Linked DNA regions of Homo sapiens: region 2 is linked to region 1. Evidence: chromatin contacts called from ENCODE Hi-C or POLR2A ChIA-PET data. All regions are on one chromosome and are shown on one strand. Each heading gives the region's core, a stretch centred on a gene start or an enhancer-like site at or near the end of the contact. The rest is flanking DNA. Distances are from core to core; before and after follow the strand shown. Region 1 holds the start of PCAT14 (prostate cancer associated transcript 14). Region 2 holds the start of FAM230I (family with sequence similarity 230 member I).

Region 1 (3,790 bases), core at 432-2,931:
TGCTGTAGGATTAAGTCTCACAGTGGGCGGCTGAGGATACAGCGCCGCGTCCTGTGTTGCTGGTGAATTAGACGCCATCGCTGTGGGTTGCTGGTATGGTGCCGTGCTATTTGGCACAGGACACACCGCTTGAGGTCTGTATTGAACCTCTGAAGGAGGCCGATACTGAAGCTCGGTTGGCAGCCGGTATTGATAAACTACCAGCGGTTGGGTCTTATTTTCTACCGGCTGATATTGTGGATACTGTATCTGAGTTGGCATTGCCGGGATAGAGACTCTGTCCCTTTCTACTTGATTTTCTCTTGGGGTTTGTGCTTGTCTAACCTGCGTTTGAGGTTGTAATGTTACAGGCATCTGAACCACGGGAGGAGGAGTTGATGGCGATCGTGGTTTAGGCTCTGATGGCCCCAATGATTCTGGACCTCCTTCCCCCAATTTTGATGATTCAGGGTATATTATCTCCTGTAATTGACTGTAGTCAACATTTTGCGTTGACTGAGCCATTACAGACTCTGCTACATATTTACAATGTGAACTTTCCGTTCCTTGCTGGGATTCTGTCCCTGCCTCTTCTTCACAATCTGTTACACAGCTTTTAGGGGCATCAGAAACTGAAACAATATCTTCTCCTGTTTGAAATGGTTCTAAAGTTGCTTTAATAATGGCCCAATCATTCCATACTGTAAGTGGGATGATTTTACCTTCCCTATTTGCTTGTTTTAATTCTTTGCCAATTTTTTCCCAATCTTTTAGATCTAAAGTTCCCTGTTCTGGAAACCATGGGCAGAATTGTTCTATTGTTTGAAATAGCGTAATTAGATTTTCTGTAGAAGCTCTAACTCCCCCTCTTCTTAAAAGAATTTTAATAAAGCTGAGATAAGAGGCATATTTACTTTCAGTTTGCCCCATCGTTACCCTGGGTTCCTCTAAGCACACAAGCTTACCGCAAGGCTGACCGTGGACGTACTTGGGACTCTCTCGTCAACTTGTCCTCAATGACCACACTGTAGAGTACCTTCACCCTAGAGAAAGGCACCCACATTGGGCATCAGATGAAGGGGGCCAGCCCCTCCACACCTGTGGGTATTTCTCGTCAGGAGGGATGAGAGACTGAGGAAAGAAATAAGACACAGAGACAAAGTATAGAGAAAGAACAATGGGCCCAGGGGACCAGCGCTCAGCGTACGGAGGATGTGCACCGGCCATGGTCTCTGAGTTCCCTTGGTATCTACAGATTACTATTTTCACTATCTCAGCAAGGGGAATGCGGTGGGAGAACAGGGCGATAGTGGGGAGAAGGTCAGCAGGAAAACATGTGAACAAAGGAATCTGTGTCACAAGTTCAAGGGGAGGTTCTGTGCCCAGATGTGCACATAGGCCAGATTTATGCTTCTCTCCACCCAAACATCTCAGTGTAGCAAAGAGTAACAGAGCAGCATTGCCGCTAGCATATCTCACCTCCAGCCACAGGGTGGTTTTCTTCTCTCAGAATAGAAGGAATGTACTATCGGGTTTTACACCAAGACATTCCATTCCCAAGGACATGCAGGAGACGGAGGCCTTCCTCTTATCTCAACTGCAAGAGGCCTTCCCCTTTTACTAATCCTCCTCAGCACAGACCCTTTACGGGTGTCGGGCTGGGGGACGGTCAGGTCTTTCCCTTCCCACGAGGCCGTATCTCAGGCTGTCTCAGTGGGGGGAAGCCTTGGACAATACCCAGGCTTTCTCGGGCAGAGGTCCCTGTGGCTTTCCGCAGTGCATCGTGCCCCTGATTAATGGAGAATGGAGAATGGCGATGACTTTTACCAAGCATACTGCCTGTAAACACATTGTTAACAAGGCACATCCTGTACAGCCCTTGATCCCTTAAACCTTGATTCCATACAGCACATGTTTCTTTGAGCACAGGGTTGGGGCTACAGTTACAGGTTAACAGCAGGTCAAGGCAAAATAATTTTTCTTAGTACAGCTCAAAATGGAGTTTATGTCTTCCTTTTCTACATAGACACAGTAACAGTGTGATCTCTCTTTCTTTTCCCTACACAAACAGCCGCGTGGCCCAGCCAGGTCCATCCCCTTGGCAAAGTCCCGCTGGGTCCCGGGTGCTGGGGTCCTGCCCTGTTCGGCTGTGGTGAAAACGCCTCCTTCTCTCTGGGTCCCCAGAGAAAACCCCTGCTCTCTCCACTCTGCAGCCTCAATTACAAAGACGAACACACATACGCCCCACAGATGTGCACACACACACACATACACACACAGCAGGAGCTGCGGGAGGAAGCCAGGCAGCCAGCGGGGACCCGGGAGGGTGGAAACACCACAAGAACCAGGGGCTGGTTTTCTTTTATTGTATTAAATAGTTAGGCAGACAGTAGGAGAAATACACAAGGAAAGGCCAGGTGCCCCGAACCCAAGTCCAGCGCCTAAAATCCTGCCATTCATTTCCAAGTCTCTCGTGGGCCCTCTCCCTCCTTCTCTCTGCTCCTCTTTGGGGCACACCTGTGCTCTATGGTCTGCATGGAGGGGACCCTACCCTGAAGGGGTGGCCTGCCCCTCCACACCTCTGGGTGTTTCTCATCAGGTGGAATGAGAGACTTTACTTTTAGTTTGCCCCATTAACCCTGGCTTCTTCCGAGCGCCCAAGCTTACCACAAGGCTCACTGTAGACGTACTCGGGAATCTCTCGTTGACTTGTCCTCAATGACCACACTCGAGAGTCCCTTCACCCTAGAGAAAAGCATCCACGTTGGGCACCAGATGGAGTGGCCTGCGCCTCCACAGCTGTGGGCATTTCTCCTCAGGTGGAACGAGAGACTTGAGAAAAGAAAGACAACAGAGACAAAGTATAGAGAAAGAAAAGTGGGCCCAGGGGACCGGCGCTCAGCATATGGAGGACCCGCGCCGCACCGGTCTCTGAGTTCCCTCAGTATTTATTGATCATTATCTCTACCATCTCGGAGAGGGGGATGTGGCAGGACAATAGGGTAATAGTGGGGAGAGGGCCAGCAGGAAAACATGTGAACAAATGTCTCTGCATCATAAACAAGGTAAAGAAAAAAGTGCTGTGCTTTTGATGTGCATATACATAAACATCTCAATGCCTTAAAGAGCAGTATTGCCGCCAGCATGTCCCACCTCCAGCCCTAAGGCAGTTTTCTCCTATCTCAGTAGATGGCATATACAATCAGGCTTTACACCAAGACATTCCATTGCCCAGGGATGAGCAGGAGACAGATGCCTTCCTCTTATCTCAACTGCAAAGAGGCCTTCCTTCCTCTTTTACTAATCCTCAGCACAGACCCTTTACGGGTGTCGGGCCAGGGGACAGTCAGGTCTTTCCCTTCCCAAGAGGCCATATTTCAGACTGTCACATGGGGAGAAACCTTGGACAACACCTGGCTTTCCTAGGCAGAGGTCCCTGCGGCCTTCCGCAGTGTTTGTGTCCCTGCTTACTTGAGATTAGGGAGTGGTGATGACTCTTAACAAGCTTGCTGCCTTCAAGCATTTGTTTAACAAAGCACATCCTGCACAGCCCTGAATCCATTAAACCTTGAGTCAACACAGCACCTGTTTCTGTGAGCACAGGGTTGGGGCTAGGGTTACAGATTAACAGCATCTCAAAGCAGAAGAATTTTTCTTAGTACAGAACAAAATGGAGTCTCTTATGTCTATTTCTTTCTACATAGACACAGTAACAGTCTGATCTCTCTTTCTTTTCCCCACACTAGCCAAAGGCAGTCCTTGTCCCACAGGGGCCCAGGAAGAATGTCCTAGTAGATGGCAGTGGCAGAGG
Region 2 (3,790 bases), core at 499-2,998, 51 kb after region 1:
AAAAAAAAAAAAAAAAAAAAAAAAGACCAGCCTGGCCAAGATGGTGAAAACCCGTCTCTACTAAAATTACAAAAATTAGCTGGACATGGTGGAACGTGCCTGTAATCCCAGCTACTCGGGAAGCTGAGGCAGGAGAATCACTTGAACCCAGGAAGCGGAGGTTGCTGTGAGTCGAAATGGCCACTACGCTCCAGCCTGGCGATGAGCAAGACTCCCTCTCAAAAAAAAAAAAGAAAAAAAGAAAAAAACTGGACACCTATTTTTCACCATATACAAAAATTTACGCAGGTTGGATTAAAGATTTAAATTTAAGACCTCAAACTACAATAATCCTGGAAGAAAAACTTCAGAAGTACCATTCTTGACATGGCCTATGGGAAATAATTCATGACTAAGTCTTTAAAAGAAATTGCAACAAAACTTGGCAAGTGAGACCTAGTTAAACTAAAGAGCTGCCACACAGCAAAGGAGACCATCAGCAGAGTAAGCAGACAACCTACAGGATGGGGGGAATTATTCACAAACTATGCGTACAACAAAGGTCTAATATCCAGAATCTATGAGGAACTTAATTCCACAAGCAAAAACAGCCCCATTTAAAAAGGGGCAAATAAACACTTCTCAAAAGAAGACATACATGCAGCCAACAAACGTGAAAAAATGCTTATCATCACTAATCATGAGAGAAATGCAAATCAAAACCACAATGAGATATTATCTCACACCAGTCAGAAAGACTATTTTTTTAAAAGTAAAAAAAAATAGCAGATACTGGCAAGGATAAGGAGAAAACGAAATGCTTATACACTGTTGGTGGGAATGTAAGTTAGTTCAGCCACTGTGGAAAGCAGTTTGGAGATTTCTCAAAGAACATAAAACAGAACTAACATTCAGCCCAGCAATCCCATTACTGAGTATGTATCCAAAAGAAAACAAATCATTCCACCAAAAAGACATACGCACTCGTATGTTTATTGCAACACTATTCACGATAGCAAAGACATGGGATCAACCTAGGTGCCCGTCAACAGTGGACTGGATAAAAATGTGGTACATATAGACCATGGAATACTATGCAGCTACAAAAGAATGAAATTATGTTCTTTGCGGGAAAATGGCTAGAGCTAGAAGCCACTAAGTGAACTAATGTAACAGAAAACAAACGCCTCATGTTCTTATAAGTAGGTGCTAAACGCTGAGTACCCATGGACACGAAGATGGTGACAATAGACACTAGGACTGCTAAGAGAGGGAGGGAGGAAGGAAAAGGTTGAAAAACTGCTGAGTACCATGTTCAGTACCTGGGTGTTGAGATCATTCATACCCCAAACCTCAGCACCACACAATATACCCAGGTAACTAACCTGCACGTGTACACCCTGAATCTAACATAAAAGTTGAAAAAGAAAAAAAAGAATGGAATCTCTGCTTGTTTTCAGAATAATCAGTTGTGCCCCTCTTCAATTTGAAATTCTCACTATTGGCTATATTTAGGGGTACCCTATTTCCCATCTCATAACTTATTTTAAGAAACACAGAATAATAATGTGTAGGCTTGGGATTCAGTTTTTGAAATAAAACACTTATCTTCAATGACCTTCCTGTACATGTAAAAGCACACCTGTCTGCATGGCAGCAGTTGGACCTCACAGTGTGGATTGTGCCTTCACCCGGGAATGTCTGTGATGCCCCATCACCGTGGTGATGGGATTAGGGATCTCCTGCCCTCAGTCTTAAGTGCCACTGTCTGTGCTGAGTTTTTCGAAGGTCAGAGCAGATTGAACCTTTGTGCTTTCATTTTTCCTGATTTTGATTTTTCTTATGGGGATCCACTTTTCCTGCATTCGAGGTATGTTCATACTGGCCTGTCAAATGCTGTCTTTTCAAATTACTAGTTAATACTTTCAAAATATGTTATTTAAAAAATTATCCTCTGTATTTTCCATATGCAGTTATAAATAAGTTTTGTGGTTATGTTTTATTCCTCATTTTATATATTTGATTCTTGTATCAAGCAGGGTGCTTTTGAACTTTTTCTTCATTTAAAAAATATGTATCATTTCCTTTTACATCCTGCACCCTTCAATGCTCCCGCCCCAAATTAAGTTATTCCCTTGAGGAGAATATGGCAAAGTCTATTTTAATGTAGTTTTTAACCTAATTAAGAACCTATGAAATCATTACTTTCAAAAAGTTTGGAGAAAAGCCACAGTAGTACAGATGGGTTTGAGGCTTTTCACACAATAAAATGTACCTATCTTTGTTTTTGACATGTTTTTCCTTCCTCTCTTCTTTTGTTGTGAAATGTGTATTTAGTTTAATAAATTTGTAGTAAGTCATGTCCATTCACATATCAATTTTAAATGTAATAAGAATGCGTATTGTCTGTGTGTGAAATAAAAAACATTTATTTTTATGCTTTGGGAGTTATCCAAAATCATAGAATTGTCAATTACAGTCAATCACCCAACCTACTCACCTTTCCAGAGTAGTCTTAGTCAAATTTTTTTTTTTTTTTGTTTCCCAATGAAATGCAGTATTTCAACACAGAAAGATAAATAGAATGAATTGGTAGAGACTGTTAACTAAGAACATACAGTTTTATTTATACTCAGAAACAAATAGATCATATACATATATATGAAGATAAAAATTAAAGGGATAATTGTGTAAGTTTGCATGTAGAAAGCTTTGAAAACCTGTTTACTTGTTAATGCTGTTTTGATGTATTGTGTGACTTAGTTCTCCCGACCCATCATCCAGAGCTCTCTCTAGGAGCTAAGTGCTCATCAGTTCTGTGAGTTGGAAACTAAGTTTAGAGGCACTTGTATTTGTTAGTAAATAAGGCAACATGATATTCTTTCACAGGTTTTAGTGCAGAAGACTGAATAGATAAGCTGCTCCACCCAGTACACTGGTGTTCATTTCATGGTCATCTCATATGTTGATCGTGGATATAAAACACTTATCTTCAATGACCTTCCTGTATATGTAAAAGCACGCCTGTCTACATGGCAGCAGTTGGACCTCACAATGTGGATTGTGCCTTCACCCTGAACTGTCTATGATGCCCTATCGTCATAGTGATGGGATTAGGGATCTCTTGCCCTTTGCTCTGCCCCTGTCTGTGCCAGCCAGGCCACTGGGTCGTTGTGGCAGATAGTGGTATCCTTTGTCAAGGGAGTTGCAACCAGGGTGATACATGAGACTAATGATTAGGTGGTATATTGTGTTCTTGTCTTGTCACCAGGTTGTGTAGCTCACAGACTTTTTTTTTTAACATTTCTATAGCTGTCATTTGAAGTTTGTAATGCCATCAAATATCAATAACGGTTCTTCCCATTATTTATCATGGAGGGCACTGAGTGTGCACTCAGGCAGACACAGCACTTTTGACAACTTTATCTGCTTCTTTCAAAACTGGGTCTGAATTATGATAAAGTGGTTGGGTTTAGGCCAAGCAGGTGTATTTCATAGAGCAATGGGTTGGGAGTTCAGAATCCTGGACTTGAATGAGTCTCTGAGCCTTATTAAGCTGTGAAATCTAAAGCAAGACATTTCACTGATAATTAAGCCTCATGAGCACTTATGCTGTATACTTTACCTACATCGAATCATTCAGCCATCACCACAGACATATGGCATGATTGATTTACTATCATCTTTTGCTGGGCAGAAAAAGACGGAGATGAATGTGCCCAAGCTTATGAGCCCCTAAGCAAAAGAGCCAAGATGGGAACCCAAGCATAGGGCCCCAATGCTGAGGCTCTGAACTACTGACCTGCCCTCA

Evidence for each region. A loop is a pair of places that touch in the nucleus more often than their neighbours do. ChIA-PET counts read pairs that join two places held with the same protein, here RNA polymerase II (POLR2A). Pooled maps may share reads with other maps.
Region 2: a map of sigmoid colon shows a loop between it and region 1 (4-fold over the local background). The contact joins the promoter of FAM230I here to the promoter of PCAT14 in region 1. A Hi-C loop is called at or near these places in 1 of 168 maps with a recorded cell type or tissue (sigmoid colon) and 4 of 50 pooled maps. POLR2A ChIA-PET finds 5 or more read pairs at or near these places in 1 of 52 experiments (WTC11).

What each region holds. Positions count from the first base shown.
Region 1 is chr22:23,535,993-23,539,782 of GRCh38, reverse strand. PCAT14 (prostate cancer associated transcript 14) reads right to left here and starts at 1,681. Exons shown (of 4, transcript NR_109832.1): 1 at 1,459-1,681; 2 at 945-1,022. LOC124900476 (endogenous retrovirus group K member 5 Gag polyprotein-like) reads right to left here and starts at 2,902. Exons shown (of 2, transcript XM_047441690.1): 1 at 2,647-2,902; 2 at 1-1,022. The coding sequence starts at 909. RefSeq lists enhancers at 1-161, 1-181, 869-1,483, 2,716-3,332 and a silencer at 1,367-1,661.
Region 2 is chr22:23,484,938-23,488,727 of GRCh38, reverse strand. It overlaps FAM230I (family with sequence similarity 230 member I), which reads left to right and starts at 1,748. Exons shown (of 12, transcript NR_165490.1): 1 at 1,748-1,849.